Regions from separate parts of the Homo sapiens genome. Here region 1 is linked to region 2. Evidence: chromatin contacts called from ENCODE Hi-C data. All regions are on one chromosome and are shown on one strand. Each heading gives the region's core, a stretch centred on a gene start or an enhancer-like site at or near the end of the contact. The rest is flanking DNA. Distances are from core to core; before and after follow the strand shown.

Evidence for each region. A loop is a pair of places that touch in the nucleus more often than their neighbours do. Pooled maps may share reads with other maps.
Region 1: a pooled map shows a loop between it and region 2 (2.5-fold over the local background). The contact joins the promoter of MRGPRX4 here to the enhancer-like site in region 2. A Hi-C loop is called at or near these places in 1 of 168 maps with a recorded cell type or tissue (HepG2), 1 of 37 single-sample maps with no recorded cell type and 1 of 50 pooled maps.

What each region holds. Positions count from the first base shown.
Region 1 is chr11:18,170,482-18,176,436 of GRCh38, reverse strand. It overlaps MRGPRX4 (MAS related GPR family member X4), which reads right to left and starts at 3,600. Exons shown (of 1, transcript NM_054032.3): 1 at 2,157-3,600. The coding sequence starts at 3,180. The coding sequence ends at 2,212.
Region 2 is chr11:18,307,843-18,313,366 of GRCh38, reverse strand. HPS5 (HPS5 biogenesis of lysosomal organelles complex 2 subunit 2) reads left to right here. Exons shown (of 23, transcript NM_181507.2): 3 at 1,343-1,453; 4 at 1,916-1,980; 5 at 2,434-2,626; 6 at 4,288-4,421. Among named protein-coding and RNA genes, the nearest start is that of HPS5, 12 kb to the left of the region's middle. RefSeq lists an enhancer at 2,461-2,540. Within about 2 kb of position 2,491, at least 6 of the 41 ENCODE cell types and tissues checked have a DNase peak (open chromatin) inside an H3K27ac peak, as active enhancers do.

The DNA of each region.
Region 1 (5,955 bases), core at 2,351-4,850, 140 kb after region 2:
TTAAAGACCTCAGAGTGCAGTTGAAGAGAAAGATGTGAGGACAAACAATTGAAATACACTGTTATAACTGCTGTAGTGGAGCAATGTCTGAGGCCAAGTGAGTTCAGAATGGGCTTCAGGGACAGAATCTAAGCTTTCATAAAATTGAAATTTTCTTCTGTCAGAAAAAAAGAGTCACTAACGTCAAAATAAGCAGTGTCCCAGGTGAGAACCAACATTATTTGATTCAATTGCCAGGTGAAAATTCTCTACAGAATTCCTCATGATAAACAACATCTTTGACCAGAACTGTTCAATTGATATCACAGACTCCCAGAATGGGCTCTCTCAATAACCCTCAGTCTGAACTAAAGACATCACATCAAAGCTCCTTTTGTGGAGCATTGGCTGCAAACACTGCCTTCCTGCTTCCTCCAACCTGTAGGAAACCCTTACCTACAGCTATGTCCTACTATGGCATTTGGAAATCGAGGGTGGACAGATAGGATTCAGCATCAGCGAGTGCTGAGCCTGGAAGAGCAATGGATCTGCACTCAGGGGACCTGAGTTCAACATTGTGAACAATGTGATACGAGCCACGAATAAATTTGGTTGGACAAATTGAAAACTATACACCTGTTTATTGTTATAGACCTCTTTATTGCTTTCATAGCTACTTTGTACTGTCTCCTGTATACTCAAAATGCATGTGTCAGCTCCCCTCAGTGAGGGTTAATCTGAGGGGCAGCCTCACTGTCTATGATCAGCACAGACCCTGCTGTGATGTCACATCTTCTCTTGGTGGTCTCTTCTGTCTGCTTGAGCTATCTGTTGAAGGGATAACCACTGGTGGAGAATAGTCCTGAATTTTGTACTGATCCTGTTTTTATAATTAAATGTTTTTAATTGTGGTAAAATGCACATAACATACATTTTACAACTTTCACCATTTTATTTGTACAATTCAATGTCATTAAGTGCATTCACAATAAGTCGTAACCGTTACCACTGTCCCTTTTAAGAACTTTGCATTATTCCACACAGAAAGTCTGTGCTCATTAAATAATGGCTACACATTCTCTCCATCATCCAGCACCAGGATCCTTCTAATTTATTTTCTGTGTTCACGAATTTCCTAGTTTGGATACCTCGTAGAATTTGACCATACAATATTGTTCTTTGGTATCTGGCATATTTTCCTTAGCACAATGTTTCCGTGTTCATCTAAGTCACAGCATGTATCAGAATTTTGTACCAACTGTAAGTTATTATCCGGATACTATAATTGACATTAGCATGGAAAAGTCAGATGTTTTCAGTTTTGCTTCTTATGTTAACAGCCATAAAATTAACTGAAAGTTACAGCCAGAACAATTTGTACAAAACCTGAAAGTATGAAGAATTCTCCTACAACTTAAAGACTCTGTAAATGAATAATAAATGGTTTTCAAGATAATTTCCAGTTTGAAACCAATTTTAATTTCCAATGGCCAAAATGGAACTGGTGGGGTGTATTTATAGGCTCCTCACTGGTCCGTTAGTCCAGGAAGAGCTAAATAAGCACTTACCAGTTCTCAAGGGGAAGGGGCCACGATTGTCTTTACTAGAAACCAAAGCCAACGTGTGACCATGTGTGGACAAATGACAGGAGAGGGCTATTCATAAAACCAATTTCTAAGACTGTTTTTATGAAGGGAGAATCTCTCTCTAAGGACATTATTTTGCTTTATATCTGAGAATTCAATGGAATTTAGAGGTAGCAGAACTCACTTATTAAGAATTGAGCTTCCAACTGCAGTAATGCCTCCAGTCATAGAAGGGAACATGATTTTCAGGGGAACATAGTCTGACAGATTAATAAGGAATCTTCCTTTTTGATACTATCAGGTAGGAAACAAGTATAAAGAAGAGTTTTAGGGTTGTGGACAGGAACTCCTTTTATTACAATGAAAAGTGCAGAAAAAGTGTTCAGTAGGAAAGATTCAGTGCAAGATAACAGGGAAAATGTATTGGTAATATCAAGGAGAATCCAAACATTGTACTGTCAGACTAATGCTTTCCATGGGTGAAAACTGCAACTGTCAGGTTAGATAAACATTTATTTGAAGACCTTGAGTTACCACTGAGACATTTCTGAGGCGAAACGCTAAGAAAAACGCATGTAATTGTCAAGGGTGGCAGGACAGTGTTGCTCTCAAAGTCCCGTCTGACTGACAGGGCAGAGGCTCTCCCTCATGGCCCCAATCTGCTTCCCGACAGCTCCAGGCTTTCCTCAGGAAGCTGCCCTTCACCTTTATCCACCTCAGGCTTGTCCTGCAGAGCCCTCTGGAGAACCAGCTTCAGGTTCTGCCTATTTTGACGCTGCCTAAAGGAGCCCACGAAGAAGTAAATGATGGGGTTGGCACTACTGTTTAGAGAGGACAGGGACATGCAAACCAGATAAACATGACAATATAAGACTTCCAAATTCAGGTGCATCCTGTAAATTAGGGCCCCCAGAATGCCGAAGGGCAGGCCGCAGAGGAGGAAGACCAGCACTGTGAGCAGGATGGTCACGTACAGCCTGGTCAGCGGCATCTTCCGGGATCCACAGAGGATCCTGACCAGCAGGACCAGGCTGGAAACACAGAGAACCACACATAAAAAAATCAGCCACGCGACTGGGATGAAATCTGACGTTTCACACCAACTAGAATCAGCACCACTAAACAGGAAGTCACAGAACCTCCACTCCAGCATACTAAACAGCAGGGACAGGCCCCAGAGCAGGACACACACGACCGCTGACAGGTGTGTGGGGCGGCGGCAGCGGTACCAGATGGGCCACAGAACAGACAGGCAGCGCTCGGTGCTGATGGCGCTCAGCATACTCAGGCCTGTAAAGTAGGGAAAGGTCATCACAGAAACGAGGATTTTGCGGATGAGATGGCTGATATTGATGAGGCGTAATGGCAAACGTATAATCTGGAAGCTGAGGAAGAGGAAGTCTGCTGCGGCCAGGTTGAGGATGTAGATGGAGACAGCGTTCCTGCGCATGCGGTAGCCCAGGAGCCAGAGCACAACCGCGTTTCCTGTCAGTCCGACAAGGGAAATGATGCACGTCAGCACCGTGAAGCTCAGGGTCTGATTGTAGCAAGGAGTCTCCTCACGTCCGTTGATTGGTGTCAGTTTTGTACCGAAGACTGGGACGGTTGGATCCATGCTCAGAAACCCTAGTCTGGTGCCCCTGGGAACACAAACCAGATGTGATCACCAGCTGTATCATCTCTGATTCTCCCCACCACCCTGCCGTATGGGATTTACTGTCCTCATTTAAAGAAGAGAGAAACAGAGGCTCGCAGATAATAAGTCACTTACCAAAGGTGGGGGTCCTCAAATCCAGTTTGAAATCCAGTTCTTGTTGACTCTGAAGCCTGACATCTCTCTACTGCCACACAAGTTCTGTGCTGACATGGGAATAACATTAGGATCAAAACACCCCCACTCATCCGGCCAGGGCTTTGGACCCGATGATTAATCTATCCTGGGTCTGAAATTTTCTTTCAGGTGGAGGAATTCAGATACACAAAGAGGTGGTTGTGACACACTCGTGACTAGGACTGGTCATCCATGGACAGGAAGGAAGACCATGCATTATGAACTAGAGGAAAATGTGACCTTTGCTAGGATAAGTGTGAAAATGGCTGGGCCTGGTGGGTGAGAAATAACTCAGTGTGTCAGTCATTGCAGACAGGACTACATTTTACATTTTATACTCCCAGTGCCTATTTCCATGAGCAGCACACTGTGCTTTTCATATACATTCATTCAATGAATGAATGCATGCATGAGACTAATGGTACTGGTAGATTTGGATGAAATGGAAAATAAAGATGAAAGCACAATGTAAGGTATTAGAACACACACGTATAACTGGATGAAGAAAATTTAATTCATCAGAATTCTATTTGTGGAAAGCTGTATCTGTGTTGAGAAGAATTCTTGATGTGTGCCCAAAACTTGAAATTGACCACTGATGTGCCTTTGAAATGAAGACTCAGTGTGGCTTTGCTGAACACCTAGAAGCATTTTTGTACACAGTGTTTGGGTAGGGTGTGGGTCTGAGCTGAATTACTCAGCAATAGAACAGAGGAAAGAGTAAGTGAAGATGAGGTCTGAGTGTAACTGACGGAGGTAATTGAAGTGTGGAAATATCTATGGGGGACTACTAAGTGTTCTGCTGGGTATACACAATGTAAACTTTTTGGTTCTCTCTTTCAGGAGATCTTTGGTAGCATTTCTTTGTTGATGCAAACATTTGTATGAGAGGCGTCCATGAGGGGAAATAGGCGATGTGTAGGGCTTGGAGTGTAAAGAGAGAGATTCATGCAGATTTCAACTGGAGAATGAGGATTAGGTCTAATCTGGGAGAATAACAGCAGCTGATTGAGAGTTTGTAAGGTATTGTCTCTTTTAATCACCCGAAGAGCCTAGGAGGTAAGAATTGGTATTATTCCCATATGGCAGATAATGCAATTGGAGCACAACGAAAGGGAATTATTTGTCCCAGGGGTTATGTATTACATAGTATGAATTTGAGTCCGGCAGGTCTGACTCACAATCCAGTCTTGGAGCAGCCCTTTATACCCAGCACCACCCTGTGTCGATTATATATGTTACAGGGAGTAAAGCAGAGGAGTGATTCTCAAGTTAAATCCAAGTTGGCAGCCAAAATTGTGGATTGAAAAAAAAACTGACCTAAGCAAACTCCACATAGAGAAGGAGAGGCAAATCAAAGAGGGAACAAAATAGAGGTGAGTGAATGCCATTTAGGAATAAATTCAGGAGTTCCTTTTTGCCTATCAGAGGTCACATTTGCTCTGGAATCCTGAGGATGCACAGGGGCAGGAGGCCTCCTGGTGGACAGAAGATGCACCCTTTGCTGGGAGTACAGAGAAGCATCAGGAGTGAATGCATCCATCATGAGCTCTCTTAGAGGGGCAAGGTGCCACAGCCCTGATTGGCCCAGAAAGGAAATGGGAGGAAAAGGAGAGCCTCTGTTATCCACACTCAGGGCACTAAAGAGTTTCTCTATCTATATTTATGGTATGATATGTTTGTCTTCCTCATGAAAACCAAAGCTCCATAAGGACTAAGTCATACCTGTCATTTTCCCTGTAGTATCACCAACATTTAGCCTGTGTTCCTTAAAGACCATCTATGGTATTATCCTCATATAACATAAGATGAAGCCAAGGCATAGAGAATTAAAGGGTTTTCCTGAGTTCACAACACGAAGAGCAAGTCTAATACCAGCCCCTGGTCCCTGGAACCCTGCATGAGGCTCCAGTTCTGTTCTCTGCCCCATCATTCATTATTTCTGAGGAGTTCCTGAAAAATCTTGATGTGAGCACAGAGTCAGAGACAATCAGGGCTGAAGAGACTGCTAGATTGCCCCAATATTCATTTTCCTCTTCGGTCACATAACAATTCTGAGAGTATAAAAGCAGCACAAAGACCCACATCCCAGTTTTCCTTGATGCTGGATGACATTGTATGACCAGGTGCTGTTAAGTGGAAGAATCACAAAGTGATGTAAGCAATTCCTTGCTCACAGGATCAATAGAAGGAGTAAAGCCTCTCCTTCCCCTCGTCCTTTTCCATAAGGCTGGAATGCTGATGTAGCTGGAAACCATGCAAGATCACAAAGATGAGGGCAACTCTCTAGGGACTGGGAGCCCCAATTTTTGGAATTCTGATGTGTGACGCCTTGGAGCTTCTACTTCAGATTTCAAAGATAGTCATTTCTGGGTATTCACAGGGGATTTTTTCCAGAACTTTAGCACACACCAAAATCTGCAGATGCTCTATTTCCTTCTATGTGGTATTTGTATATACCTATGCACTTTCTCCCAGATATGTTAAATCATTTTTAGTTATTTAGAATAACTGACGAAATGCAAATGCTATGTAAATTCTTGTTATATTGTAGTTTTT
Region 2 (5,524 bases), core at 1,242-3,741:
GCTAGTCAGTGACAAAATTACTTTAAACAATTGCCCCCAGGCGTGGGTGCAGAGAGTGGGTGCATGACTGATATCTCATATTCATTTCTGTCTGGGCCTGCATACTTCACATAGCTCAGACTGCCCTGAGCTATTTTTTTTTTTCCCTCAATAAGTATGTGTTTTGATTGTCCTTGGAATTCAAAGAACTATGTACTTCCTTCAATCTCTGAGTTATTTTGATTAAACTCAGGAATGATGTGGTAAAAAACAAAGTTTCATAACCAGTACCAAAGTAATTTCATTTTTATACTTTTGCTACTGCCCTAAAGGAGATACTAGCATCTGAGGAAAGGGAAAATAGGAAGTGATAGACAGTAATATGAGTAACAATTTTGAGGCTTGATATCAGTTAGACATTTTTTCAGCTGCAAATTACAGTATGGTGTAACATATTAATAGGAGCTTACGTGGTAAAGATGTTTATAATCTCATAGGAGGTTAGTGTTCTGGGTTTAGTGTAGTGGCCCAATGATATAACTGGCTCCCATTTTTCCTGTTCTACCATTGCACATATGTTAGCTTTTAGCTGCTTTTGCAATATGTGTCCTGTCTCCAGTCTTACTGTTCTCATTAACATCTCAAGAAAGTGGGGGCAAAGGGCAAAGGCTTTCTACAGGCTCTGCCTTTCATCTTTCATCAAGGCCTCAGCAGCCTTGGTCTTATTAGCTAGAATTGAGTTACATGACAACCCTTGGCAACTAGGGAACTGGGAAGGTGAATATTTAGGTTTTCCAACTTCTATGGTGAAAAGCAACAAAATTGAAGAAGATTGGGAATGTCTCTTAGTCAATCAACTAATAACTTTTACCACGGGGTATTGGGCACGGCATGACCACTGCATTCTCTGATGGAGTCTCACCTACCCTAAGACTTGTGGATGTTTTGTGGTGTTTGTACAGATTAGAAATGATTTAAATGAACGAATATTTAACCTGGTTGCTTTATCTTCTGGTAACTTCCTTGGTCTTCCATTGTTGTAGTCAGCATTGGAATGACCTAGCCAAATTACACAAAATATGAAGTCTTAACAGCCAGCGTTTGCCAAGGGAAAATTACTCATACAATGGAGCCTATTCAGCCTTTGTGAGATTCATTTAGAAGTTTAAAAACAAAATGTTCTTTCTTCAGTATTTTTTACTATTCTAGAACTAGAGAATAAGTGTCATATTGTGTCCATATGGGCAGAGGGTAAAGTGAGGGAAGGAGCCTGATGCATAAATCCTCAGTATTTATTTTCAGTGGATAGTCTATTTGGTTAAGTAGCTGTGATTATCTCACACTTCTCTTCACATGTTTTTAGTGCACGAGCATAGCTGTGTCTCGGAAATGGTTGGCTTTGGGCAGTTCAGGAGGAGGACTCCATCTCATTCAGAAAGAAGGCTGGAAGCACAGGCTTTTTCTTTCACACAGGGTAAGATTAAGGGCAGCTCTGTCATACACCATTTGGAGTCTCTTTCATAAATGCAAATTTCTCCAATATAAATAATCATTTGGAATAAAAGAATGTAGAACTTGGCTTGGTGCGGTGTCTCACGCCTGTAATCCCAGCATTTTGGGAGGCCAAGGCGGATGGATTACCTGAGGTCAGGAGTTGGAGACCAGCCTGGCCAACATGGTGAAACCCCGTCTCCACTAAAAACACAAAAATTAGCTGGGCGTGGTGGTGAGTGCCTGTAATCCCAGCTACTTGGGAGGCGGAGGCAGGAGAATCGCTTGAACCCAGGAAGTGGAGGTTGCAGTGAGCCGAGATCGCACCATTGCTCCCCAGCCTGGGCAACAGAGCGAGACTCAGTCTCAAAAAAAAAAAAAAAAATAATAATAATAATAATGTAAAACTTGAGATTTAAAAAATGTATTTTCTTTTGTGCTCTAGGAAGGTGCAATTTCTCAAGTCGCCTGTTGTTTACATGATGATGATTATGTTGCTGTAGCTACCAGGTAAGAATCTGTTCCAAAACTATCTGTCCTTTTTCAAATGCATTTTAAATTGACACATGTGTTTGTTAGGGTGACCAACCATCCTGGTTTGCCTAGGATTGTCCCGGTTTTAACAGTGAAACTCCTGTGTCTCAGGAAATCTCTCAGTACCCAGCAAACCAGAATGGACAGCTGGTCATCCTAGTATTTGTAGAAAATGCTAATTTAAGGTTACAACATTTCAAAGGCCTTAAAAGATAAAGGGAACAGAGATAATTTAGATCATTTAACTTCTCCTATTAAACTGGTTTGGTGACTAAAACAAGGAAATTAATACCTTGACTTTTTATAATACTTCCTCTTTTCTGAAGAACAAGAGTTGCATATGTATTTGATATAGTTGATACTGTGATGCAACAAAATTGTACCTTGTTCACTGTTGCCACGTTTGCCTCTGTGACTCAATTCTTGCAGTCAAGGTCTTGTGGTTGTTTGGGAATTAAATCAAGAGCGTCGTGGGAAACCGGAACAAATGTATGTGTCTTCAGAACACAAAGGCCGAAGAGTCACAGCTCTCTGCTGGGATACAGCTATTCTTAGAGTTTTTGTAGGTGATCATGCTGGGAAGGTTTCTGCTATCAAACTCAATACTTCTAAACAAGCAAAGGTGAGAAGCAGTCCCATTCTTTGTGTATGTAGTGAGATACAAGGTGTTGTCTTATAAAACTTCCAATTAAAGGATGTGATTTTATCTACTGTATTTCTTGGGAGACTAATCCGGAGTCCAAACCTGGAGATTTTGAGGAGACCTGTTTTTATATAGTACACACGGTGGCCTGTTAGCTCAATACCGTTACAGAATGGCTTTTGTGAACTAACTTCAGTACTTTGCACATTATCTATTGCAGTCCTTCCTGATTCACCTGCATGGCTCATTTAAAGCATTCTTTAGTATAAGGCTATTAAGAAAGAAAAGATATCTATTTATTATTGGTGTGAATAAAGTGACAAACATAGAAATGACACCAATTGCCCAGGCTTCTGGTCTTCTCTGCTTCTTGTGTAGAAGAAACTCATAGGTCTAGGAATATTTTTTATCAGGATGGATATAACTTATTTTGAATGGAATCTTGAAGACACCTTCTGGCTTTGCTCTGCTCTGCAGGTCCTCAGGCTTCTTGCTGCAGTTATGGCTAAGTAGAAGGGTTGAGACTCAGGTTACCCTAACAGAATGCTCCAGTCTGTCATTAAGACAGAATAGACCAGCTTCTCATTGTCCTGCTCCTCCACGACCATTACATCAGAAGTAGAGGGATTTGTCTTGCATTGGCTTATTTCTATTTAGGATCCTGGCAGAAAAGAAAGGCTCTAACTACTATTGGCTAAATTTATTTTATTTTATTTTGAGACAGGTTCTTGCTCTGTCACTCAGGCAGAAGTACAGTGGTGAGATCATGGCTCACTGCAGTCTTGATTGCCCAGGCTGAAGCAATCCTCTCACCTCAAACCTCCTGAGTAGCTGGGACTACTGGCATGCATCACCACGCCTGGCTAATTTTTAAAAACTTTTGTAGAGACAGGGTTTCGCCATGTTGCCCAGGCTGGTCTCGGACTCCTGGGCTCAAGTGATCCAATCACCTTGCCCTCGCAAAGTGCTGGGATTACAGACATGAGCCACTGCGCCTGGCTATTGGCTAAATTATTTTATTTTAATGAACACATCAGAATATTTTTCTGGTTTGCCGTCATGACCTATCAACGTTATCAATTGATTCTTAATATATTTTGGACCTAAAATATAGAAACCCTAGTAAACTTATTTTGTCTTTTTCTAAAAGGGAGAAGTGCTATCTACAGGTGAAAAATTCTTTCACATACTCCAAAACTTTATTTATCTAGAGACAGGTTCTTCTTCTGTTGCCCAGGCTGGCATATAGTAGCATGATCTTAGCTCACTGCAGCCTCAAGCTCCTAGGCTCAAGCAGTTCTTCTGCCTCAGCCTCCCAAGTAGCTGGGATTATGGATGTGTGCTACCATGCCTGACTAACATGTTCTAAACCTTGCTTCATCTTTTTCGTTCTAACCTCTAAGATTAGATAATCACAAACAGATCCTTGAGAAATCTCTTCTGCAGTTACGTACCAGATTATTTAATACAACTTTTAAGTGACTAAAACTTTGATATCCTTACAAGCAAATTAAGTTTTGGCTTATTTGAAAATTTTATTTTGCTATTCAAGTTATTTTCATTTACAAGGTAAAGAGGAAGAGATTGCATGTGTATGTTATGATTAAATAAACTTTATTTCTTTCTCACATTCCTTTTAGGCAGCTGCTGCTTTTGTGATGTTTCCTGTTCAGACAATCACAACTGTTGACTCCTGTGTTGTACAGTTAGATTATTTGGATGGAAGGCTACTTATATCTTCACTTACTCGATCCTTCTTGTGTGACACTGAGAGGTATATTGACCAACCATTAGTCATCAGAAATGCAGAATTTTAGAACTGGGAGGAACTTAGAAGTTATCTACCCCAAGCCCCATCAATCAGTTATACAGATTTTTTTTCTTTTTCTTTTTTTTCTTTTTTTGAGATGGGGTCTCACTCTGTCACTCAGGCTGGAGTGCAGTGGTGTGATCATGGCTCACTGCAGCCTTGACCTCCCTGGCTCAAGCGATCCTCCTACCTCAGCCTCTCAAGTAGCTAGGTCTATAGGCACATGCCACCATGCCCTGCTAATTTTTTGTATTTTGTTTAGAGACTGGGTTTTGTCATGTTACCCAGGCTGGTCTTGAACTCCTGGGCTCAAGCAATCTTCCTGCCTCAGCCTCCCAAAGGGCTTGGATTATAGGCATGAACCACTGCCCCTGGCTATACAGATGTTAAGGAATCAGTTGTATGCAAGCTGATGTTAGAGAGCAGAGAGGAGGTAGAGGAGTCTAAGACAGTCCAGTGGGTGACTAAGACAAGTATTCCGTGAGCCCGTTGCTGGTGAGACATATTCTAAGTGCCATGAGAGAAGGCTAAAGGCCTGTTTTTAGATGGGAAAGCAGGAAGTCTTCTTTGAGTTTTGTTGTTTTCAAGATTTGTTTTATTTTAATAGAATTTTACTAAAGGGTAAAATTGGATGAAAAATAATTAAGAGCTTTATGAAGATAAGTATTTCATCAAAATCTCAAGGGTAGATAGAGCCAGAGGTACAATGAATGGCAAAGGAGTGCATTAGAGGTAGCTGTGAAATACCAGAGCAGAATAGCAGACAGCTGGAAATGAATATTATGCATCACTATGCCAAAGTTCTCAGCCATTCTCACTGCAAGGAAATTTTCACTGGCCATTTCTTTTTTTCACTGGGCCTGGCAGCTATCATATTTCTCAGGACCATCTCCTTTTAAAAATTTATCATGGAGAGTTTTGAGCCTACACAAAAGAAGGGAGAATTGTGTAATCAACACCTGTGTACCTATTTCATAACTAAAGTTGGATGACAGTATCATAGAACCTCCTGTAAAAATAACATGTTTAGACGTGCTTTCTGTTAGCTAGAATTCAGCTTTTGGGGA